6 separate regions of the Homo sapiens genome follow, and regions 1, 2, 4, 5 and 6 are each linked to region 3. The links are chromatin loops, found by intact Hi-C in ENCODE. Cell type or tissue: heart right ventricle. All regions are shown on one strand.

Region 1 (4,000 bases), 100 kb after region 3:
AACTGCCATTGAGTACAGGTTTCTTTCTGATATGATACAACCAAATCCTGAAAATAAAAATGTCCAGGAACAGAACGGAAAGAAAAACAGGAAAAACAAACTAGTGTTCATGATACAATAACAAGGAAAAAAGCACGCCATAAAAGAGTACATGCAGTATAATACAGAATTTTAAAGCAGACAAAACTAATCTATGGTGATAGAAGTCAGAATAGTGGCCACTCAGTCAGGCATGGTGGCTCACGCCTGTAATCCCAACACTGTGGGAGGCTGAGGCAGGAGGACCCCTTGAGGCCAGGAGTTTGAGACCAGCCTGGGTAACATAGCAAGACCTCATCTCTACAAAAAATTTAAAAAATTAGCCAGGCGTGGTGTCCCGTGCTTGTAGTCCTAGCTACCCAGAGGCTGAGGTGGGAGGATTGTTTGAGCCCAGGAGTTAGAGGCTGCAGTGAGCTATGGTCACACCACTGCACTCCAGTCTGGACAACAGAGCTAGACCCTGTCTATATTTAAAAAAAGAAGGAAAAGAAAAGTAAAAAAAGAACAGCAGCTACCCTTGGGGAGCTACAGACTAGGAGGGACCTGAGAGAACCTTTTAGGGTGATGGAAATGCTTTTAATCTTGACCTGCATGGCAGTTACACAGAGGTAACTATATGTAAAATCCATTAGACTGTGCACTTAAGATTTGTGCAATTTAATGTAGACATGTTATAAGTTATACCCCAATTTTTAAAAAGTAATTTTAAAACAAAAAAAAAATAGAGGCTCAAGTTAGAAGACCAGGGTTCGATCCTGGCTGTCTGACCTCAGGTAGTCCCGGCCCTCTCAGGACCTGCCTCCCGGTCCTCAGACACTGGACCACAGGCTACAAAGGATCCAAGTGGCCTGGTAGTCTGAGATTCTGGGAATGCACATACCTATTTGTCACAGGGTTTGCTGGGAAACTTGGCAAGTGCTGCCATCAATGCGGTGAGAAGAAAAGGAGGCTCTTGCTGTAGGCTCAGCCTTGTTTCTAAGGAAGGAAAGGTCTTCGCAAAGTGGGCGGAACACGCTGCCACCAGGAGAGAATGTCAATTTCAATATGAATCATCTCCTACATCCCCAGCAACTTGCTCTGGGAATAGACACCCTGACTCACTCCTCTCCTGACAGGAACAAGACTTGTTGCTGAAATCTCAGATTCCAAGAAGACCAGCCCAATACCCCCTTCGAAATGAAAAAGAAAGAAAGACAGAAAGAAATCAACCTAGTAACCAACCAGCAGTCACAGAACCCTGGGCAGAGACAAAGCAAACCCCTTTGTACTGATGAAGAGACGAGGCCCAGAGGAGGCCGGCTCACTCGGCTGCTGGCGCCAGAGCGGGGACACGAACCCAAGGCTCCTAACCTCCAATTTTCTTTTGACAACAACTTGCTACTATATTTTCTAGAGAAATAAATTATGCTCTGTGCTAGTGGAAAGCCTTTTAAAGAACAAGAAAATGGCCAAGATGCATCTTAATTAGAAACTGCTTGGCAAAAACTCTTTGAAGAAGGAAAGCGCAGAGTGTGGAGCGGTGAGTGGTCGGTCGGCGGTGTGAGTGCACGACACTGCAGCAAGCTAATTTCGAGGCGTGCTTTGCTCTGATGATCACCCCTTGGGCCCCAGGAATGTTCTGATCATCAGAAGGTGGCCGAGGAATTGTGCACATGTCACTCAAGGCCACAAGGAGACCACCATGGGGCCGTAGCATCTGTCTAACAGCAGGTTCTCTTATCTTCCTTGGGCTAAGGGCCTGGCTATCAGTGACCAGTGCTCCTAAGCCATTTCCTCCGACTTTTATATCCTCTGGCCTCCGGATGGCGCTTTCAGGGCTCTCAAAGCATGTGACTACCAGGAAGGTTTGCTTGCTGCCCTTAAGCCTGACCCATTCTATCCAAGGAATTGCAACATCACCACTTACAAAGCTGATGACAGCTTTTTCTCAAAACAAACTCAAAGCCTGGGTCAGGAATGTGCACCGCGGCCTGCCAGAATCAGTGAGCAACATAGCCCAACACTGAGTTTCCAGGAGCTATGGATTTTTTTTCTCCAGAAAAAAACCTCCAAAAACCAAAACTCATCAAGTAGTTATGGTATTTTCAGCCAGATAAGTCAAATGTATACACCGGGAAGGGTGTGTATACCTGCAGGGAAGAAAAAAAATGTAATGTTTGGTGAAGGCTTACTATGTGCTAACCCCCCATTTCACAGGTGAGTAGACTGAGGTTCAGAGAAGTTTGTGACTTGCCCAATTTCACTCAGCTGGTAAGTGCTAGGGATGGGATTTAAACCCAGGCATATCTCTGAAGTCAAAGCTGCTACCTCCCAGAAACATACGTGGAGATCCACGTACTAGGGAAGCAGCTGGTTTTCACAAACTATCTATCTGGCAACATCTGCAGTTCCCAAGGCAGCCACACTGGTGGAGTAACTCTCACCCCGACAAAAAGACCCACCAAGGCTGGTGTGTGTGTGTGGAGGGGGAGAGTATGAACAGTTTGCAGAAGGCACTACTAAGTCACACGCCAAAAAGCAATTGTAAAAATGACATCTTGGGGCCTGGATTTATTCCCTCTTCAACATCATATTTGCTCCGTTTACAAGGCAAAGATGATTTTTCTCTCTGCCAAGGCTGAACATTCCCAGCCTGTGATCTGAAAATCATGCTGTGTTCATTTTGCCTCTTAACTCACCCAAGGCCATAAATCATCCCTCAAAATGGGGATTTGGCTGGCAGTTCTATTGGGGATTTGCGAGGCAGAGGCGGAATCCAATTTGGGGCTCCTCATGGTCATCCTGGGGCTGGCTCAGAGCAGGGAGATGTTACTTTTGGCCACACAAGCACAGAGAAGAGGCCTGAACATCAGATCTGCTGACTAAGCAGAACTGCTACTTTTTACAGGGTCTGTCTGCTGATTCGGAGTGTACTCTGTGACGAGAGGTCAAGGCAGCTGCAGGGGATGAGAGGAATAGAGAACACAGCAAGACCCAGCCCTTACCCAGCCAAACCCAGGCCGAAGGACATGAGGGAAAATAGGGCACTCAGAGACTGCACTAGGCAATTTATTTATTCTACAAAATGTACTGAAAGCCTACTCTGCACCAGGCACTGTTTCTTTCCTTGGACTATACTTATTCTCATTATTACTTTTTACAAACATAATAATCACAGCAGCCTACATTTTATGAATGTATATGGGCAGGTACTATACACCAGGTGTTTTACACCCATCAACTTTCTTTAATCCTTACAGCTGTTGAGTGAAGTAGTTGTTATCCCCATTGTACAGATGGGGAAATTAGGTGCAGAGAAGTTAAGAAACTCGCCCAAAGTGACAAGACTACAAAGTGGCAGAGACAGGATTCAAACTTAGGCTGGTCTAGTTCTCAAATCCATTCTCCTCTCTGTCCATCACACTGACAGCCAATGGTATGTTTTGCAAGTACATTTGGCCTTGATCAACATGAACTTGTAATGCGTGGGTCCACCTAATCGCAAATTTTCTCTTTTTTTCCGAGATGGAGTCTCATTCTGTCGCCCAAGCTGGAGTGCAGTGGGGCAATCTCGGCTTACTGTAATCTCCACCTCCCAGGTTCAAGCAATTCTCCTGCCTCAGCCTCCCAAGTAGCTGGGTCTACAGGTGGGCGGCACCACGTCTAGCTAATTATTTTGTATTTTTAGTAGAGACGGGTTTCACCATGTTGGCCAGGCTGGTTTCGAACTCCTGACCTCAGGGGCTCTGCCCACCTTGGCCTCCTAAAGTGCTGGGATTACAGACATGGACCACTGGACCCAGCCAACGCAGATTTTCTTCTGCCTCTGCCATTCCTGAGACAGAAGACCAACCCCCACTTCCTCCTCCTCAGCCTGCTCAGCAGGAAAATGATGAGGATGAAGACCTTTATAATGATCCACTTTCACTTAATGGACAGTGAATATATTTTCTCTTCCTTTATTTTCTTAATAAGATTTAAT
Region 2 (4,000 bases), 190 kb after region 3:
TACAGTGAGGCTGTGTCTAAAAAAAAAAAAAAAAAAAAAAGACTAACTTATTTGATCCTTACAACACCCCATGTGAGGGGTACCATTAAGCACAGAGATGTTAAGGAACTTACCCAAAGTCACACAGCTAGGAAGTGGCAGAAGAGAGATTTGAGCCCAGACAATCAGGATCCAGAGCCCTCTATGCCTGTCAGAGTCTACTGTCTCCGTCTTGTAATGCTGTGAGAGCAGGTTCTATACGTAGTGAGAGCAAGGAAAGAGCACTGGCCTCAGGCAAGATCATCACAGGCTCATTGGGAGGATTATATAAGTTCATTCAGTCATTCAACAAGCAGGTACAAGGTGCCTGATGTATATACCCAACCCAAGGCAATACACTAAGCTTTAGGGATACAGTGGTGAGGAAAAACAGACACATTTCTCCTATCATGAAGCCTACAGTCTCATGGGGAAGATGAGTTTAAACAAATAACTTCCAAAGGAGTATGAGCTAAGATCAGAGAGAGGAAGGAGAGTGAAACATTGCCCTAAGAGCAGGCAACAGTGGACCTGGACCCAGGCTTCACTGGGTGGGCCAGGGGAGGCTCCCCCTGAGGATGAGTGCAGTTACCTAGCAGAAGGAGAGTGAGAATGCCCAGGCTGAGGGGGCAGCACAGGCAAAGTGCCTGGGTTGGAGGGAACATGGTGCTTTTGAGAATAGAAATCAGTAGGTCTGGAGTAGAGAAAGTGATGGAGAAAGACAAGAAGTGACACCGGATGAATTAGGGTAGGAGTGGGAAAGTGTAGGGGGAGGTGGGTGGGTAGGTTCAGATGAACACTTTTAAAGGTTACTCTAGCTACAGTGTGGAAGACAAAATGGAAGACAGGGGTGAATGAAGGGGGTACCTTTCAGAGGATATTGCAATAGTCTGTGCTAGACTATTTGGGGAGTGGGAGATGGATAGCACCACAGGATTCAAACCATATTTAGAAGCCAAAATTGACAGGATCAGGTGATGGCTTGAACTTGGGCAGTGATGGAGAGGGAGGTATCTCCAGGGTCTCTTATTGCCTGGTGGGGGTATTTGCTGAGATGGGAGCAGTGAACCAGGCTGTAAGGGATTCCCCTTCAGCTCCTTCACTGAGGAGGCAGCTGGGCAGTTGGTGCAGAATCTGAATCTCAAATGGTCATTAGTCTCATTTAGAATCGAAGACTAGAGATAAAGCCAAGCTTGAGCCAACGGATAATCATCAGGCAGCTTCCTTAATAGCCACCAGACAAATTTGGCACTGGGCAGAAGAGACACTGATGACTGTGGGAGGGGCTCCACCCCCGAGAGCACACCAAGTTAGTCTTGAGAGACAAAAGGCCCTCCAGCCATCCTGGGCTCACCCCAGCAGGCTGTGGGACCCAGTCAATACCTCACTGTGCAGTGGTGGTCAATTTCAGGGTCATAGAGCCAGGAACACCTGGCATGAGGCTTTTAAAATGACAGCGTAAAGGTTTTATTTTAACTCTTCTTACCCGAGACCCCGGTCCTGCAGCAGAAGCAGCAGTCAGCTGGGGCTTTGCCATGGGTCCTAGCACTGGGTGCTTAGTGGTTAGAGCAGGGGAGCAGGGGTTGTCCACTGGGGGCAGTTTTGCCCTTAGGGAATATTTGGTGATTTCTGGAGATAATTTAGATTGTTGTAACTGGGGGCAGAGTGCTACTGGCATCTAGTGGGTGGAGGTCAGAGATGCTACTGCACATACTGCAATGCACAGCACAGTCCCCTACAACAAAGAATTATCGGGCCCCAAATATCAATGGTGCAAAGGGTAAGAAACCCTGGCTCAGAGCCAAGGCTGAGGTCAGACAGGTTCGGGTCTGAAATCCTGGTTTTACCACACATTTGGCTGGTTGATCTTGGGCAACTTGTCTGACCTCTCTGAGCCTCAATTTCTCCATCTGTCAAAAGGGATTAATAGTGATACTCACCTCAGAAAGATGATGTGAGGATTAGATAAGATCACTGACTGTAAAGAGCTTGAGGCAAATGTTTACTCTTCCTTCGAGTGAGCAGATCTACTCCCAAAGCCAAGTCCTTAGTATGCTGGAGAAGGGAACACAGAGTGGTAAGAATGAGGACCCTGTAGCCACAGTGCCAGATCTAAGCCTGGACTCAGTCACCTACTAGCAGTGACACCTTGGGAAATTGCCCACTTTTTGAAGCCTGAGTTTCCTCATCTGTGAAATGAAGATGATCATAGTACCCACGAAGTAGGGTGGATATGAGGACTTAGGAGCTAATTTTTGTAAATAGCATAGTGTCTGGCACACAGCAGCACTCAATAAATATGAACTAATGTTACAAAAGACAAAAAGAATCAGCACTGCCTCATTTCCTAGTGGCAGGCAAGATAGCAACCCAAACTGCTATATTGTAACTCAACGCTTCCAGAGATGCTAGAATCTCAAATACTCTGTCCATGGCCCTATGAGAACTTTCACTTGTCAGACTGTACACACCGCTTTTCATTTCAGAAGACATGTTCCCTGTTTGGATGATAATAGTGGCTGTTTAGGAAGCCCTGTTGTGCTGAGCACTGCTCAGAGAAGCCCCTCCTCTCCGGGAGTTTCGAGATCATTCAGCCCAATGGTGGAATGTTGCAATTTAAGGATCAGAGCCTGTAAGTAACTTGCAGCTGGAGGCAGAGCAGACGCTGGCTAGCAGTACTTGAGAATCCCAGCTGATGCCGCTTCCACAAGCACAGGAAGGCATCAAGGTTCTTCTTGTTTCCATGGTCCCGGGTTATGTTTACCTCACTGACATTGTGAGGCTAAAATGAAATAATCCATTTTAATGTTTAAGCAGTGTGCCTGGCATATAGTAGGAACTAAATGTTAGCTATTATTATTTACAGTCCTGGCACTTTTTAAAGGGCATGTAAAATAAATATCTTTGATTATCATAAAAATACATTTCTAAAAGCTTACATCAAGCACCATAAAGCCAGAAATAAAACAGTCTCTTTAAAATGCAACCCTGACATAATTTCGTCACCTGGTTACCTTTGCTAATATCAAGGAGTTTTTGTTTGTGTGTGTCTGTTTTTTAAATGTCCATGAGTTGAGGCTCCAGGTTCTATGCAGGGTGTCAAAATATCTGCCCTTCTAGGGTTAGGATGGTAAGAAGGGCTGAAGGCATCAGGCAGGTGTTGCTGGGTGAACACCACCTGGACCATACAATCATGGGAAGTCCCCTTAAAACTTATCCCCTATGCCATTCAAGTTTTTTTCTAGAAGCAGGTCAATAAGCCAGAGTGGCAGAAGGGCATTGTGGTTGTAGCTTTGATTCTCATAAATCCACATTCGAATCCAAGTCTTGCCTCTTCAGGGACACGTAACCTTGGGCAAGTCTCCTCCTCTGAGCATTAGTTTCCTTAGCAGTGATGATAGTACTCAGTATGTTAAATGTTAGTGTTATTAAACGAAGTAAAGAATAGCAAGCTTAAGATTTGAGGTTGATATAGGAAAGAGAAGAAATATTGGGGTTTGAAGAAGAAGTCTCATGGGTTATCTTACTTGTTCCCAAGTCCCACTTCTGCCACTTGATTGGGTGACCTGGGGAGGTCACTCATCTGTCTTAGATCAGTTTCTTCATCTGCAAAGAGGCCCATAATACCTTAAATGAGATGACCCCCGGGCAAGCACTTTGTTAGTAATAAAGCCAAAAAGTCATATTCATTATAGCTGTGATCCCTTTTCAGAAAGAACTGTCAACATTCCACAAATATTTATTGTACCTCACACATGATATAAAAAAAAATTAAACATAACCTAATATTTAAAGTTTTAAATTAAAAATTCTAAACATACTATATTTCTTATTTTATTCCGTTCTACGTTTTAAAAATTATTCTATTCTATGTATTTTAAAGAAATAAAAAAGCTGCACGGAGCTAGTCATTTTGCCCTGTTCGCCAAATAGTTCCAGATCGCTGCCTTTGGGGCACTTGGTGAGATTGCCCCGCCCCCTT
Region 3 (4,000 bases):
TCCCACGGGATGACCCGGTCGACTGAGTTGGGGGTGGGGTCCTGCCTCCACTGCCCATCCTGTTCTTCTTTGGTGGCCAGCCATGGCAGCACCAGGTGAGGCCTTCCCAGAGCCCACACAGGGCGTGGCACATCGTGGGCACTCCTCAGTGTCTGTCAGATGAATGACTCCCAGGGACCTTCCAGAGTTGTGGGCCCACCCAACCCTTGCCCTGTGCTCTGGCCCCAGTGTCCTTAGAGGGACCCACTGAGAGCCTGACATCTGGCGTTGGCTTCTGAAGGCTTCCAACTGTGCCACTTTCAACTCATTATTGCTACTGTTTGGGGACACCCTGTGTACGATACATGATACTAGAAAACCAAATTCTATTCTATTGGAAGCAAAACTAGTAGAGCACAAAGCAGGTTAGGAGGGGAAGATTGATGAGCTAAGGCTTCTGGAAAATAAACAAAGGAAGTTTTCTTTCCCAGATAACTTTTATTTATTACACTTGCTTTTTCTTAAAGATACAGATACCCCACTGGTCTCTGCTGCCCAGTGCTGAAGAAATGGGTTTCTGGGGCTTGCGGGACTTGGGGGATGATTCTAGAAGCTCGGGAAGGCGCACAGTGGGGGTGGGTTAATGACAATCAGGTCAGATCAGTGTGCCTCTGTGAAAAGGATCAATCTTGGGCCCAGCTCTGGGAGATGTCAGCTCTGGGAGGTGTCAGCTCTGGGACTGGCAGTGGAGCAGGGCTGGTTTCCCACTGGAGGGCGCCCTTCCCAGAAGGGCTTGTCCCAAACCAAGATCCCCGGCAGGGCAAGGCCGTGAGAGATAGGGCCTAGTGGGTGGTTCTGGCTGGGGCAGCCCTGCAGGATCTCTTTGGCACCTTGCTATTGCCTCCCAGTGGGCAAGGGTGACACTTGGGAACTGGCAGCCAATGGGAACCACAGCAAGGTGAGTGACGCACTGGCCACGTCCATGAGGGTCTCGGAGGTTAGTGGGCACTCGCTCATTCATCCTTCCAACACATGTATTGAAGGGCTACTATGCCGTGTCCTGGCGATTGGGTGTCCATCAGAAAACAAAACAGTCTCTGCTCTTCCAGATGAGTCAATGGATACTGCAACCCTCCTCTCGAGGGGTAAGTGCTCTGAGAGGGGTGTGCACAGAGGAGGGTCCCCCTGACTATCAGGAGGGCTCAGAAGAGGCTTCCCAGAGCAGAGGTCTGGCCAGACCTTGACTTCAGGAGCTCACCAGGCATAGCACCCAGGAAGATCATTCCAGAGGGTGGGAACAGCAGAGGTGAAGGCCCAGTGATGTGAAACTCGATGGAGTATCCGTAGCGTCTCGAGAATATAGTCCAGTGGATTTGAGCAGAGGGACCCGGGGGGGAAGTGTGAAGAGGGAGGAGGAGGAGGCAGGAAGGTTGGGCTGGCACGCTGGCCAGCTTGTGAAAAGCCTGGACTTTACCACTGAGACAATGTGGAGGCATCAGAAGAGAGGGACATTCAGCCACTGCAGCACCCTTCAGACTCCCTACTGGGTCCCAGCTTCTGCCTGGGGGCACCCACACCCACCTCCCTGCGCAGAGGGTGTTGGTGTAAGCACTCCAGGCCACTCCATCCACCCATGAGAAGAGGAGGGAGCCTGACCTGCCTGCAGCCACATTTAAGTAGGGGCAGGGTCACTGCCTCGAATCCTGGTGTCTCTCTCTCTCTCCTACACACACACACACCCCTGATGTGTGTGTGTCTCTCTCTCTTTCTCTCTCCTACACACACACACACACGCGCGCACACACACGCGCGCACACACACACGCACACGCGCGCGCGCGCACACACACACACACACACATCCCTGCCTGCCTCCTAGTAGCATCCTCTCTTCTGCTTCCTGTCTCTTTGGGGTAAACTCACCAGGAAAGGCCTTCTTCCCGCAGGGGGCGCTGCTGCCCTCCAGGGAATCAAATCAAATTAGGATTTTCCATTCCAGTTTCACCGGCGACAGTGAGCCAGGAAGAGGGCCATTTGGCTTTGTTTTTTGTGTTTCTTCTCTTCATCTGGGACCCTAGAGAGGCAAGTGATTTTCCCCAAACCCAACCCTAACATCTTGGCAGCCAATAATAGGACCAACATTTGAGAACAAAGGATCACTTGGGGGAAACAGGTGCCACTGCAGGAGTTGCTTAAGCATGCCCGGACCACGTGGGCCTCTCCGCAAACTAAATACCTGCTGTGTGCCAGGGACTGTTCTCAGCCCTGGGAACACAGTATTATAGAAGACGGGCAAGGCACTTCCTCTGTGGGGGCTGAATATTCTACTCGGAGGAAGGAAATGACAGACACACAAGGTAATTTCAGAGAAAGGTAAGTGTGAAGGAGTGAGACAGGGCACTGTGGCACAGTGCCACAGGCAGGCATCAGCACCGTAGCTGGGAGGTGACACATACACTGCGCCTGGAACGGGAAGAAGCAGCCAGCTATGAGAAGAATCGAGGAAGGAGCGTCCCAGGCACGGAGAAGAGGGGAGAGCCGGTGCAAAGGCCTGGGGTGGAAACAAGCTTGGTATGTCCAGGAGACACACAGAAGGCAGAGTGAGTTATGGGAAGAGAAAAGCTTGGTGACAGAGGCTGGGACAGGACGTCGGAATCTTGCAGGCCTCGGCAACAAACTTCATTCAATTTATTTATTGAGACAGGGTCTCACTCTGTCCCCCAGGCTGCAGTGCAGTGGCACGATCTCAGTTCACTGCAACGTTGAACTCCTGGGCTCAAAGCATCCTTCCACCCCAGACTATCAAGTAGCTGGGACCACAGGTGTGAGTCACGGCACTTGGTCAAACTTCATTCTAGATATGATGTGAAACCATTATAAGGTGTTAAGCAGGGTGGTGACAATGTGTGACTTGGTTTTTTGTTAGTTTGTTTGTTTTTGAGATGGAATCTTGCTCTTGTCGCTCAGGCTGGAGTGTAGTGGCGCGATCTAGGCTCACTGAAACCTCCGCCTCCCGGATTCAAGCAATTCTCCTGCCTCAGCCTCCAGAGTAGCTGGGATTACAGGTGCCGGCCACCGAGCCTGGCTACTTTTTGTATTTTTAGTAGAGACAGGGTTTCACCATATTGGCCAAGCTGGGCTCAAACTCCTGACCTCAAGTGATCCGCCTACCTCGGCCTCCCAAAGTGCTGGGATTACAGGAGTGAGCCACCGCACTCGGCTGGTGACTTGTTTTTTAAAAGACCTTTCTCATAGCCCAGATGCAGAAACAACCCAAATTTCCAGCAATGAATGGATAAACAATGCGGTGTATCCATTTGATAAGTATTAGTGGGCAATAATAAACCTTAGCAACTTTAAGCTGGGTGGAAAAAGCCAAACACAAAGACCACGGCTTGTGTGATTCATTCAGTGAAATGTCCAGAATCCACAGATCCAGAGAGACAGAAACTAAATTAGCAGTTGCCTGGGGCTATAGTGGGAGACCGGGAGGAGGGGGCTGGGGAGTAACTGCTAATGGGTACAAAGTTTCTTCTGGGGTGATAAAATGTTCTAAAATTAGATTATAATGATGCTTGCACAATTCTGTGATATACTAAAAAAACATGAATTGTCCATCTTTGAAGTGGGTGGATTTTATGGCATGTAAATGATATCCCAGTAAAGCCTCTTGGTTTTGATGTTTGTTTAAAGATCTTTCTGGTTTCTGGGTAGAGAATAGAGTTAGGGGATGGACAGAGGAAGGAGGGAGACAGGAGGCTAATGCAGTCGCCCAGACATAAGATGGCAGGGATTGGGCAGGCGTGGACAAGATATATGAGTGTAGCAGAGCCACAGACAGGATTTGCGGATGGGTCAGAAGTGGACGGCAAGAGGAAAGACCAGCATCAGCCATGGGTTGAGCTTGGGTAGCTGGTGGCACCATCCTGAGATGAGGCACCCTGGAGGGACCCCGGCTGGGGAGAAGGCTTGGTCCAGTCTGCCAGGTTAAGATGCCTGAGAGCTGGCTGGGCGTGGTGGCT
Region 4 (4,000 bases), 53 kb after region 3:
TTCTCGTGCCTCAGCCTCCCAAGTAGCTGGGATTACAGATGCATGCTACCACACTCAGCTAATTTTTGTATTTTTAGTAGAGAGTGGGTTTCACCATGTTGGCCAAGGCTGGTCTCGAATGCCTGGCCTCAAGTGATCTGCCTGCTTTGGTCTCCCAAAGTGCTGGAATTACAGGCGTGAGCCACTGCACCTGGCCCAAAAATCAACCGTGCCAATCCTCTGTCTCTTCAAGATTAGTTGTAGCTAATAGAGGGTGAACTATGGCTCAAATATAAAATAGGATACCATGCAGTCATCCACGCAGGTGAGGTCGACCTGTGCCTATTTACCTGGGGAGACATCCACGGGATCTTTTTCTTTCTTTCTTTCTTTCTTTTTAAGTAAATTGCAAATAAGAAAAAAACACAGTATAATTCTTATTGTACATCAAAGTGTAAGTGTACAGAACTAAGTCTGGTATGACCCACTGACTACCTCTGAGTGCCGGGATTACAGGTGCCTTTTGATTTCTTCAGCTCATGGGTTACTTTCTTATAACCAGAAACTTATTTCCATTAAAAAAAAAAAAGGAAAGAAAATTTGGGCAAAGAAACCAAACAAATACACAAAGTAAAAATTTGCGGCCATTCTCATTCTAGTGCACGAACCAGCTACGAGGCCTGGCCCCTACCACTGGGCATCAGGCACCTGTCCTGGGAGTAAAGGCTGAGATAAGTGCAAAATGATAGTTTTCCATCCCATGAACCAGACAGAAGAGTAATGAGGAAGACACCCTCTGGCACAACCAGAGCCTTTTGCACTCAGTGCAGAAAACTGTGAAGGTGGAGGGGAGGGAGAAAGGGACATGCCTGCTACTATCTGAAAGGCTTCCTGAAAGAGGTGGCGCCTCCCATCAACTCCTTACAACTATGGAGTCATTGCAGGCAGCAGTAGTTTCCTTTAGGGACCAGAGTGTAACCCTAAGAGGAGTAATTGTTCCTTCAGTGTCCTCCCTGCAGAGGCTGAAAACATTGAGAGTCACAGGCTCCACCTTCCGCAGTGGAAACTCTGGAGCCTGTTGAGCCCACTTGAGTCTGCAGCGTGGGCTTTGCGGCACCTCCTGAATTCAGAGTTAGCCTCTAATCTCCTTAATGAGTGCTTCCTAACTGCTCACTTGTGTTGACTGAAGGCAGAGAATCCTTCTGAAATTCACACACTTAACCACCTCTCTAGGCTGGGCAAGGTCTGAAAAAGGATACAGCCTGGAAAAAGAATGGAAGTGAGGGTGAGAGGGAGGGAGAAGTTAGGAGGAAGATGAGGCTGGAGGTCAAAGAATCTATTACCAGAAGGGAGGGCCCGCCAAGGAGGGAGCAGAGGGCTGGAGGCACCCAGCCCTGTGTCCTGGGATGGGCTGGAGGTCGGAGAATCTATTACCAGAAGGGAGTTCGCCAAGGAGGGAGGAGAAGGCTGGAAGGACCCAGCACTGCGTCCTGGGATGGCTTCCCTGTTTGGGCTGAAGTGAATTTCCAGAATGTCAGCCCCTCCCATGCTTAAGAAGTGGTAGGAAAACACATCCCAAAGCCAAACAGACTTGATCCTTTGCCGGTTCATCCCAGCTGCTTCCCCTGTAGGTGGCAGGGCTGAACAGAGTTCCTGGCCCGTATTCACCCTCTCGAGGTGCTCAAGCAGGGAGGCACTGAGGAGCCCAGGCAGACTGAGCAAAGCAGATCGTGCCCAGCACACAGGGTACAGGCCTGGTGTCCATGCTCCTGGCTGTAGCTCAGGCCCCTTCCTGTTCTATCACAGGACCTCAAACCAGACGTTTGAAGGGCCTGGAAGAATCTGGGGGATCCTGCTGCCCCTACCCCTTCATTGTCATAGATGAAGACCTCAGAGAGGGGATGGGACACACTCAAGATTAGACCAAGGGGGGACTGGCCCAGCCCCAGGCCAAGTGGAATGTGTTTTCCACGCATCAGGCATTGCAGGGCCGCTCAATTCTCTGTGAAAACAGTTGCAGATCTGATTGCTCACCCCACCCCACCCACTCTGATCAGTTACGGATCAAGAGAGGCCCAGGCCGTATGTCCTTCAAGGCCAGGGGAGAGGCAGCCGCAGTGTCTGATTTCTGAATCCTGCCTTGAGCTCCCTGGTGTTTTCACCCCATGCGCCCTTCTTCCTCTAGATCAGGCTGGGAGGGCAGCCAGGACTCCTCGTGACCAGCTCTGCCCCGTGACGTCCCTGGGGACGCTCTATGAGGCCAGCTGAGAAAGCAGCTTGCTAAGAGATTTGTTGGCAAGTTCCTGCCCCTGCTCTCAGGCTCCTGAATCCTTCTCTTGGTTGGTCTCCCACCCCCATTCCCACCTGGCACATGGCTGAGCTGCAGTCCAGCAAGGCACTTACTGGAAAGCCTTTCATTCCAGTCCAGAGGCTACTCAGCGGTCAGGCTGGGCAGGAGAGAAGGCCCTATCCTGAATTCAACCCTATTTGCACCTGCAGCCACCCTGGGGCAGCTCCCCAGGAGGAAAGACACACTCCCTGTTCAGTAAACAGACCATGATTTATACACAAAGAGCCAGCTTGGACGCTTCCCTAGGGCTGTGGCTGGGGCGGGCTCCATGTTGGTCCACTTTCCTGTTCCAGTTCTGAAGCCATGGGGTTCACCCCTTCCTGCTAGTGCAGAAGGCAGTGAGGTGTCTTAGAAATAATACAGGCCCAGAAATCAGCAGCCCCGCGTTCAAATGCCGCTATGAGCCAGCAACACATCTGCTCTAAGCATCAAAGTTCTCATCTATAAAATGAGGTTAAGACCACTGGACCAGGGCACTGGGGAGCCACTGCAGGTTCCTGAGCCAGGATAAATACATCACATACACACCTGGCCTAGATACATCTGATAAATACAACCTATATGCTTGGCACAGACTAAGTGCTTGATAAATCAGTTCATTGAACCGATTGTTCATCAGTTCTGGGGTCCCTTAGTTCACCTTGAAATAGCAGCCTGGCCAGGGAGTGAGGAAGGGCAACGAGGTCAGGGAGACCCTCTTGATCCTTTCCTTTGGGAGGGTTCGGACCTTTGGCTACTGAATAAAGCCTTTGCAAGGCAACCTCACACATAGCTAAGAGGCTGGCTTTGGTGTCAGGGAGATGTTCAAATCCTGGCCTCTTATACCCTAGCTGTGCAATAGGGCAAGCCATTCTACCTCTTTGTGCCTCGTTTCCCTCATCTGCAAAATGGCGGTGACACTAGGACCTGCCTCATAAGGCTCCTGGGAGGGTTAAATGGGGTAGGTTGATGGACAAGGGCTGGCATGATAGTGAGTACATGTGGCCCTCCTTGCCCCTACTGGCACTGGGCAGCCCCTCCACAAAAATCTTCTTGGGTCAGTGAGGCCTTGGGGTGCAACTACATTCCCGGCCCTCTCTCTCACCCTGCAGGGCAACGTGAGCGTGAGATTGCAGCTTGCAAAAACCCTTGGCCCAACTTAAAGGAAAACCGCCCCACAGGTCCCATCTGTATCTGCTGCCGAGGCCATCACTACCTGATCTGGTTGTGTAGTTGCCTCCAAAAGGGTCCTCCTATCTCCAAGACCCCTTCCCTTTACCTCTTATTCACTCTAAAGCCAGATCCAACTTGGGTCTCTCCCCAAGCTCAGGAACTGCCAATGGTTCCTCAGTACCCATGTAGGAAGGGGTGCAAGCTCCTGCTTCCATACCTTGGCAAGTGTGGTCTTCTCTGCCAAGAAATCTTCTCTGTGCATCTTGGCATGTTCAACACTAACATGTTCTTCAAGGTCTACCTCCCAGGGGCAGCCTGAACTGGTTCCACTAGCTAACCTCTTCTTGCCCTGAGAGTGCCCACAGCACTTTCTTGGGCACCCACCACTACCTCCCTGCACTGTGGGGCTTTGCCTCCCTAACTAGACTGTGAGCCCCTTGAGGTCAAGGGTCCCCACTGCCTCTCTCATACCCCTCCCCACCAACCTTCCAGCCTTGTCTCCAAGCATCCCAAAGGTCA
Region 5 (4,000 bases), 96 kb after region 3:
GTTTTGGGGGGATGGGCCCTGAGGAGCTGCCTGGCTTTGCTCCTTGGAGGAGAAGGAAGAGCTGCAGCCCCGACCCTCAGAGCCTGGGAGAGCCCAGGGAGCGTGCCTCTCCACTGACTGTGGGACCCACTTTTGTACTTACATCTGGATCTGGGCGAGTTTCATGTCCTGGGAATTCAAGGCCCTTCGGATGAAGCCACACTGCCAGGGGCGATGTGGGCCCTGCTGTCAGCTCTGGCTAAGAATGAGAAGCGGCTTGCCCTGGTCCATCTGGGTGCTCAAGTTCTTTCTAAGCAGCCCCACGGGGACATCCTCTTAGGCCGGCGATCGTCATGCATTAGCCTCCTCTCGGGTGTTTGGGATTTTATCCTTCTTGGTTTGGGGGATGTAACTAACTAATTTGGCTTTACTTTTATTTACTTATTTATTTTTTGAGACAGCATCTAGCTCTGTCACCCAGGCTGGAGTGCCGCGGTGAGATCTAGGCTCACTGCAACCTCTGCCTCTCAGGTTCAAGCGATTCTCCTGCCTCAGCCTCCAAAGTAGCTGGGATTACAGGTGTGCACCACCACGCCCGGCTGATTTTTGTATTTTTAGCAGAGTTAAGGTTTCTCCATGTTGGCCAGGCTGGTCTTGAACTCCTGACCTCAAGTGATCCACCCGCCTGGGCCTCCCAAAGTGCCGGGATTGCAGGCGTGAGCCACTGCTCCAAATCATGGCTTTATTTTTAAAGCCTAACAAGGGAGGAGGGACACAAGGGTGAAGATGAATAGGGTCAACAGAGGCACATCGCACGCCCTTTGAATCAATGGCACACACACAGACCCTGTTTTGCTGTTTATCATCTCCAAATACCCCAAAAAGTGCCACCTGGGCCAATACCATGTGTTGCTGCACAAGGTAAGTTGAATAGGAGGTCCTGCCTGTTGGGCAGTTCCCAGTCCCTGAGGCAGAGGAAACAGGGAATGTGGGCGTTGGAGGCAGACAAGCCTGGCTGTGACCTGCTGCACACCTCTTTGCCAGGTGTGCAGGCCTGAGCAAGTCACCTCCCTTTCAGCCTCAGTTTCCTCATCAGAATGACACCCACTTCAGAGTTACTGTAAGCAACACATGAAACTCACAGGAAGGGGTCTGCACTAGCCGGTGGGCACCCATGGCTATGCCCTTCCTGCCCAGCACTAGAACTCGAGTTCTCAGTGGGTTTATTTGCCAGCTTTTGTGACAACAATGCAAAGGGACCCTTCCCATGGTGCCTGAGCAGGTGCAGGCTTTCAGGCCCCTGGGCTGGGGAGGAAGCCAAGGACCAAGGGCAGGGCTGCACAATGACTCCTCTGGTCCCGGCAATGGTGCCTTTGCCGCCCCTTCCTCCATAAACGAATATTAAAATGATCCTTGACAACTGCATTGGCATAAAGATGGATATAATCCAGGCTGGCTTCATTATCATGTTCGCTTTTTCTCCTCGGATTTTAAAAGAAATTAAAATGAAAACATTTTTGTGGGCCCTAGGCGCCAAGCCTAATGGCGAAGTCAGCCCTGTGCAGACAGCCATCTGGGGGGTGCCTGGCTGGTGCCGAATGCCCCAAGAGGCCTCTTCCTTCCAAGCCTGCATTCCCCGCCTCCCACCCCAACCCCATCTGCAGCACCAACACTGCCCAGCAGGGCCTCCTACGCTTGGCCTGGCCTGTCCCCCGACCTGTCACAGAGAAATTTACTGATGTCTGTCAAAATCTACCACCCCAGCCTACCTCCTCCCAGCCTCCATTCAAATTCTAGTATCTGTGTGATTCCCTGGCACTGAACTGTGGGGAACTTTATGAAGACACTTAAAGAGTTCGAGGAGTATGACAAGCCTCTCTTCTTAAATGCCCGCTTTCTCATAGATGTGTTCCTTAGGCCGGCATCATGTCTGGTAGCACAGGGGGATGGCCTGTGTCTTCTCTCCGAGGAGCCCACTGTGTTCTGCTCATTTTCACATCCTCTGCCCAACTCTGCTCCCAGCTCCCAGCCTGGTAGAGAGAAGGTCCTCAGGACAAACTTGCAGAAACTGAAGAAATTATTCAAATAAATTCTCCATGTCCCCAAGCACTGTCAGTTTCTTGTTGCAAAACAATCTCCAGATGCATTTCTGGGCAAGTGCTATTTCAAGAGGAGCATTATCTGGGAGCCATGCCCTGCGTGCTAGAAGGAAGGCAGGGAGCCAGGGTGACTCCTCTCCTCCGGGTCCTAAATATTTGCGCAGCCATTGGAGGGATTAGACAGCAGCAGTTATCCCTACATGGTCTATTCCCAGAATTCAAAGTTATTGGGGGAGAAAATGCAATTGTGCTTTATCCAGTCATTAAAAACAAAAACAACAACAAAAAAACAAGGGCAGTGGATTTCCAACTGCCTTTCAGACTTTGATGAAAAGAAAAACAAACTTGAGTATTAGCACCAAATTGTGCTGACAACATACTTCCGGGGCTCTTTGTCTTCCTCCGGGCTCTCTTTTCAGAATTTTTCAACAATTCCTATTGATCCCTGCATAGTTCTCATGCTGACCGTTTATGCTTGGGAGAACAGCTGTCTGTGGAGCTTGGAAACAGATCTGCCTGCCTCAGAGGCCCCGAGTGGCAGCGGGAAGTGAAGCCCTGGCTCCCACCTTCCAGAGAGGTGGCCATGGCTCAGTCTCCACTGGCTGTGGGGCCGGCATGGGGCCACTGTGACCCATGAAGCACCTCTGTCTCCAGGGCTGACCCTGCTGTCTGCCTGGCTGCACCAGGCTGTCATCAGCCAGGATGAAACACACCCAGTAGTGGCCCAATCACCTGCTATTTTAGGACCTAGAAGTAACTCAAGAGACCATATGCCAGACGCCCACGCTCTGTGATGGGGATCAGGCCTCATCTGGGTGGCAGAGTCGACTGACGGCTGAAAAGCAATTAGAAGGCAGGTATCCTGGCTCTTGGGACCTAGAGTGGGGAGGAAATACCAGGAGCTGCATTTATGACCCCATTTATATGCCAGCACCACTCACAGATGGTCTCTTACCATGGCCCCCACCCAGTACAGCCACACTGAACATCTTTTAGACCCCAAGGGGCCGAGGTCTTGCCACATCTCCCATCTAGGACTTTGCCCATGTGTTTCTGTGCCATAATCCCTCTCTCATGCTTCTTCTTCTTCTTCTTTTTTTTTTTTTTTTAATTTAAGATGGAGTTTCGCTCTTGTTGCCCAGGCTGGAGTGCAATGGCGCAATCTCAGCTCACCGCAATCTCGACCTCTCCGGTTCAAGCGATTCTCCTGCCTCAGCCTCCTGAGTAGCTGAGATTACAGGCATGTACCACCAAGCTCAACTAACTTTGTATTAGAGATGGGGTTTCTCCATGTTGGTCAGGCTGGTCTCGAACTCCTAACCTCAGGTGATCTGCCTGCCTTGGCCTCCCAAAGTGCTGGGATTATAGGCGTGAGGCACTGCGCCCAGCCTTTCATGCTTCTTCATTCATGCTTCCAGTCTCAGTATGGAGGTCAGCCTTCCCAAGAAGCTTTTTTTTTTTTTTTCCAAGACAGAGTCTTGCTCTGTCTCCCAGGCTGGAGTGCAGTGGCGCGATCTCCACTCACTGCAACTTCCGCCTCCAGGGTTCAAGCAATTCTCCTGCCTAGCCTCCCAAGTAGCTGGGGTTACAGATGCATGCCACCATGCCCAGCTAATTTTGTATTTTTAGTAGAGACGGGGTTTTACCATGCTGGCCAGGCTGGTCTCAAACTCCTGACCTTGTGATCTGCCTGTCTCCACCTCCCAAAGTGCTGGGATTACAGGCATGAACCACTGCACCCGGCCCCAGTAAGCTTTTTTGAAGCTCACCCCTCCAAGAATGAGTTGAGGAGCCCTTGGTGTAAGCCTGTACCTCACAGCACTCGCACGGACGGTCTTCACTGGAAGTATGATTCATGCGTCTGTCTCCTCACTGGCCGGGGAGGGTCACAGAGCGTCTGTCTTGCTCCCTGCTACTTGTCT
Region 6 (4,000 bases), 290 kb after region 3:
GTGTTCTCCAGCCCAAGATTCAGCCAAGGGGAGGACATATGACTCAAGTTTGGACTCTTTGTCTATATCAGTTTTTGCTCTGGTAACAAACAGCCCCCGAATCTCAGTGACTTAAGACCAGTAACACATATTTTTTGCTCCCACGTCTGAGGGCGGGCTTTGACATGGCTCACCTCTCACCCAGCTGTGGCCCCTCTCTGGGAGATGCTGTTCTCCCGCAGAGAGGAGCAAGAGGCTGATGTAAAGCACTCAGGTGCATTTCAGGCTGCCCACACCTGGCACACGTGATGCCCACTCACATTCCATTGACCAATGCAAGTTATATGGCCAACTTGGACGCTGAGTAGAGTGGGATGGATCAACCTCGCTGCAGGGATGGAGTGGATAATTGGGAGCAGTAGCACACATCTACCACCATCCCCCGACTTTGACTTGAGAAGCTGGGACATGGACTCACTCAGCCACGGGCCCTGCTGAGCAGCTCCTGCCTCCAAACTGCCCATGCTGGCTGGCTCCTGTCTTTCCCATATGGCCTCTTCAGCCCTCTCGACAGCCCCATATGTGCATGCCCCGTCTCTTTTCATTCAGTTCCTCTTTGGGCTTATACTGGCCGCAGTCAGCTTCTGTGGCTTGCAATAATAATAATTTAAAAAACCCTCATAAGCTGACACATAGTAACCACAAATTGGGGTGATGCTAGCAGAATTCCTTTTTGGAAACGAGAGGGCTAACAATTTATATTTGCAGACAGTGCGATAAATGTGGTTGACAAGGGGAATCCAGGACAAGGGCCTGGAAGGAAGCCCAGGGGCCAGAAGAAGAGACACGAGGGTCTCCACAGGGGAGGTGGGAAGACAGCAGAGACCAACTTTGCTCATATCTCCACTTGGCCAGCTAAAAACATTTGAAGTCCTAGCCCCAGCCCCAGCCCCCAGACACCTGCATGCATCCTCTGAGGTCCCAGGCCCCAGCAGGATGGAGGCTTCCTCTTACTCCCCTCTAGTTCCCAGTTTCTCAACCCTGACTGCATATTAGAAACCTCTGGGGAATTCAAACAAACAAAGCCCGGGTTCCTCCCCAGCCCAGTTAAATCAGGCGCTCTCAGGGTGGGCCCTGGCCATGGGCATTTTTAAGAGCTCCCCAGGTGACTCTAATGAGCAGCCAGGGTTGAGACCCACTGCCCCACTTCTCCTGAACTCTGCAGTGCGTGGAGAGGCCAAGGGACTGGGAGCAAAGCCAGAAACAGGAAAACGTAGGCACTTTACAGCCTTAGGTTCCTATTTAGCAGCTTCCAGACATATTTTGTTTGATCTGCAGATAATACATTTGAGCTAACATTTAAAAATTGGGAGATTTCACATTATCCAGATTCCTTTTGTTTTTGGTTGAAAAATCTCAAGTTCTGGCATCTCAGGGCTTCTGCAACACATGACTTACACAGATGACAGGCCGAGTCCTCACAGGTAACCATCTATTCCTCGGTCCTAAATCCCTTTCTTGAGCACTCGGCCAACTGTGATCCCACTAGACCCCTACGCCTAGGCAGATACCTCAGCAGGACCAACTGAGGGGCCAAGTGCCAGCTGGGGGCTTTCTCCTCACCCCACGCTGCTCACTCCAAGTTCCTCTTTGGGTTGGTTTTTATTATTTTGGAGTTGTTGTTTTGGCTTTTAGTCACATTTAAAATGTGTTTTAAAAATCATTTTTTTGTTATATGAATTTTAGATAATTTGGAATATACAGTAAAGTATAAAGAAGAAAATGAAAATCACCTATCATCTTAACTGCCTTTTGGGTTCTGAATACACAAAGATTCTACGATGTTCTGAAAGGAAGTCCCCACTTCAGTGTGATGGAAGCCCTGGAAGCCTCCAGTGGGAACCATTTGTTCCATTGCTTTTTTCCTTTTTTTTTTTTTTTTTTTTTTTTGAGACAGAGTCTCACTTTGTCACCCAGTCTGGAATGCAGTGGTGTGGTCTCAGCTCACTGCAGCCTTGACCTCCCAGGTTCAAATGATCCTCCCACCTCAGTCCCCCAGATAGGTGCGACTATAGGCACACTACCACACCCAGCTAATTTTTGTATTTTTAGTAGAGATGGGTTTCCCCATGTTGCCCAGGCTGGTCTTGAACTCCTGAGCTCAAGCGATTGGTCCACCTCAGCCTCCCAGAGTGCTGGGATTACAGGCGTGAGCCACCCTACCCAGCCTGTTCCATTTCTTAAAAGTCAGGACATTCAACACTTTCAAAAGGCTGATCCATCTGACCTTTAATATTTGTCAGAGACAGACTCTGAGAACCCACCTTATTTTTTAGATCTGCATTTCTTCCTAATACATAATAACAAAAATTACAACTAGAAAGAAATCTTTTGGAAAGAACCTCTGCTGGGTGGCAGGCGGGGAGCTGGCAGCTGGAGGTGAAACAAGACCTCTGGCTCAGGTTGCATGTGCCCTCTGGTGGCAGCTGGGGGGTGGCTTTGGGCAGGGCTGTGTCAGCCCTCACGCTCAAGCCAGTGGTTCTCAAGGTGGGGCCCAGCCTCACTTGGGAATGTGTTAGAAATGCAGTTTTTCAGGCCCACCCCCAGACCTCATGAATGAGAAACTCTGGGGTGGGACCCAGTAATCTGTGTTTTCGCAGGTGACTTCAGGCTGTTCTGGTGAACAAGTTTGAGAATGATTGTTCTAAGGAAGTATGGGCCTGGTACTGGAGAAATGTGCCAACACGGCCTAGGGCTCCAGGAGCAAAACCCTGTCCTCCGTGCAGAGGAGGACAGGGAAGGGAACGGCGAAGAACAGGATCCAGGATATGCTGGTGCCAGGCCAAACGTGGCTCATGGAGGTCCCTGCCCACACTCACCTGCACCTCCCTCTCAACCCGAAGGCTGCAGAGCTGGGAAGCGGGCAGAATGGACCTCTCTCAGAGCAACCGGTCCAGGCTCCTTCGGACGGGGTTTAAAAGGCCCTGCCACGTGTGTGAAGCTAAATCTGGGATTCTTAGGAGAAAAATCAGGGTATCACAACAGAGTGGTCCCAGAACCCTAGAAAGCCCATCCTGAGGGGAAATAAGACTTGAACCTCAAGCAAAGACAGGAACCAAAAGCAAACGTTGAGATGGAACAAACAGAAACACTTAAAATATGCTCAAGGAGGGAGGAGAGAAAAGAAGTGTGGCCCCCTTGGTCAGATGGAAAGGAATTCTCTGAGACATTCAATCACCCAGATACCTTCCAGGAGGAAATGCTTTATAATTCAATTACTGTCAACAGAAAAAATCCCCACACTGACTCACAACGCAGCAGTACTGGCTCTTGTGGAAGTTGGTCTAAGGCTCCAGAGGGATGAAGCATGGACAGGCCCCCAGCAGGCCCCTGCTGCGAGGCTTCCAAGACAAGTGATTGTTCGCAGCACATCTAGCTGGTAAAGACATCTTTTTGCACCTGGCTAAATCAAGCAGGAGTTTGTAGAGAAAATCTGACAAAAAAGCAAGGTTTCAGACAGGCAGATGGGAGATGTCATAGTAAATATGTTACTTCAAATTTATCCCTCTCCTTCTAGAAACAATTCTGTTTATACTTGTCATTCTAATAATACTATTACAGAGATGCTCTGATTCAGTCAAGACACGGTATTTCAGATTACATGTCTAATCTAAAACCTTAATCACTCAATAAGTATTTACTGAATACCTACTATGTGGCAGTCATTGTTCTAGGTTTTGGGTTACAGCAGTAAATAAACAAAAATCTTTGCCCTCATAGAGCTTACATTCTAATGGTGAGGAAACGTAATAAACAAAATAAGTAAAAAGGAGTAAGGCTTAGAGTTCATCTTCTGCATGGCCTCTCATCATTAAACTCTTTTTTTTTTTTTTTGAGACAGAGTCTTCCTCTTGTTGCCCAGGCTGGAGTGCAGTGGCGTGATCTTGGCTCACTGCAACCTGCCTTCTGGTTTCAAGCGATTCTCCTGCCTCAGCCTCCCGAGTATCTGGGATTACAGGCA

Evidence for each region. A loop is a pair of places that touch in the nucleus more often than their neighbours do. Peaks named below come from ENCODE experiments on the same cell type or tissue, not always from the same donor. Only the 100,000 strongest peaks of a DNase experiment are listed, where the experiment ranks them.
Region 1: it touches region 3 in a loop (3-fold over the local background); 42 of 110 quality-filtered maps call a loop at or near these places.
Region 2: a loop joins it to region 3, with 5 times the contacts of the local background. A loop is called at or near these places in 108 of 110 quality-filtered maps.
Region 4: it touches region 3 in a loop (4-fold over the local background); 33 of 110 quality-filtered maps call a loop at or near these places.
Region 5: it touches region 3 in a loop (2.2-fold over the local background); 41 of 110 quality-filtered maps call a loop at or near these places.
Region 6: it touches region 3 in a loop (3-fold over the local background); 23 of 110 quality-filtered maps call a loop at or near these places.

Annotation. Positions count from the first base shown.
Region 1 is chr1:25,693,171-25,697,170 of GRCh38, reverse strand. All of the region lies in intron 2 of MAN1C1 (mannosidase alpha class 1C member 1), which reads right to left. Among named protein-coding and RNA genes, the nearest start is that of MAN1C1, 78 kb to the right of the region's middle. RefSeq lists a silencer at 939-1,233 and an enhancer at 962-1,461. In heart right ventricle, a CTCF peak has its summit at 1,840 (motif pointing right); a DNase peak (open chromatin) is centred at 1,840; H3K27ac peaks cover 3,389 bases.
Region 2 is chr1:25,608,778-25,612,777 of GRCh38, reverse strand. No RefSeq gene overlaps it. Among named protein-coding and RNA genes, the nearest start is that of MAN1C1, 6.0 kb to the left of the region's middle. In heart right ventricle, a CTCF peak has its summit at 3,993 (motif pointing left); a DNase peak (open chromatin) is centred at 3,997; H3K4me3 peaks cover 280 bases.
Region 3 is chr1:25,794,936-25,798,935 of GRCh38, reverse strand. No RefSeq gene overlaps it. Among named protein-coding and RNA genes, the nearest start is that of SELENON, 3.3 kb to the left of the region's middle. In heart right ventricle, CTCF peaks have their summits at 746 (motif pointing right), 1,734 and 1,933 (motif pointing right); a DNase peak (open chromatin) is centred at 1,925; H3K27ac peaks cover 2,190 bases.
Region 4 is chr1:25,741,904-25,745,903 of GRCh38, reverse strand. All of the region lies in intron 2 of MAN1C1 (mannosidase alpha class 1C member 1), which reads right to left. Among named protein-coding and RNA genes, the nearest start is that of SELENON, 56 kb to the left of the region's middle. In heart right ventricle, a CTCF peak has its summit at 1,607 (motif pointing right); DNase peaks (open chromatin) are centred at 1,613, 2,193 and 2,580; H3K4me3 peaks cover 526 bases; H3K27ac peaks cover 3,788 bases.
Region 5 is chr1:25,698,493-25,702,492 of GRCh38, reverse strand. All of the region lies in intron 2 of MAN1C1 (mannosidase alpha class 1C member 1), which reads right to left. Among named protein-coding and RNA genes, the nearest start is that of MAN1C1, 84 kb to the right of the region's middle. In heart right ventricle, a CTCF peak has its summit at 1,679; DNase peaks (open chromatin) are centred at 2,182 and 2,795; H3K27ac peaks cover 4,000 bases.
Region 6 is chr1:25,502,446-25,506,445 of GRCh38, reverse strand. No RefSeq gene overlaps it. Among named protein-coding and RNA genes, the nearest start is that of LDLRAP1, 39 kb to the left of the region's middle. RefSeq lists enhancers at 2,251-2,816, 2,817-3,384. In heart right ventricle, a CTCF peak has its summit at 2,454 (motif pointing left); a DNase peak (open chromatin) is centred at 2,450.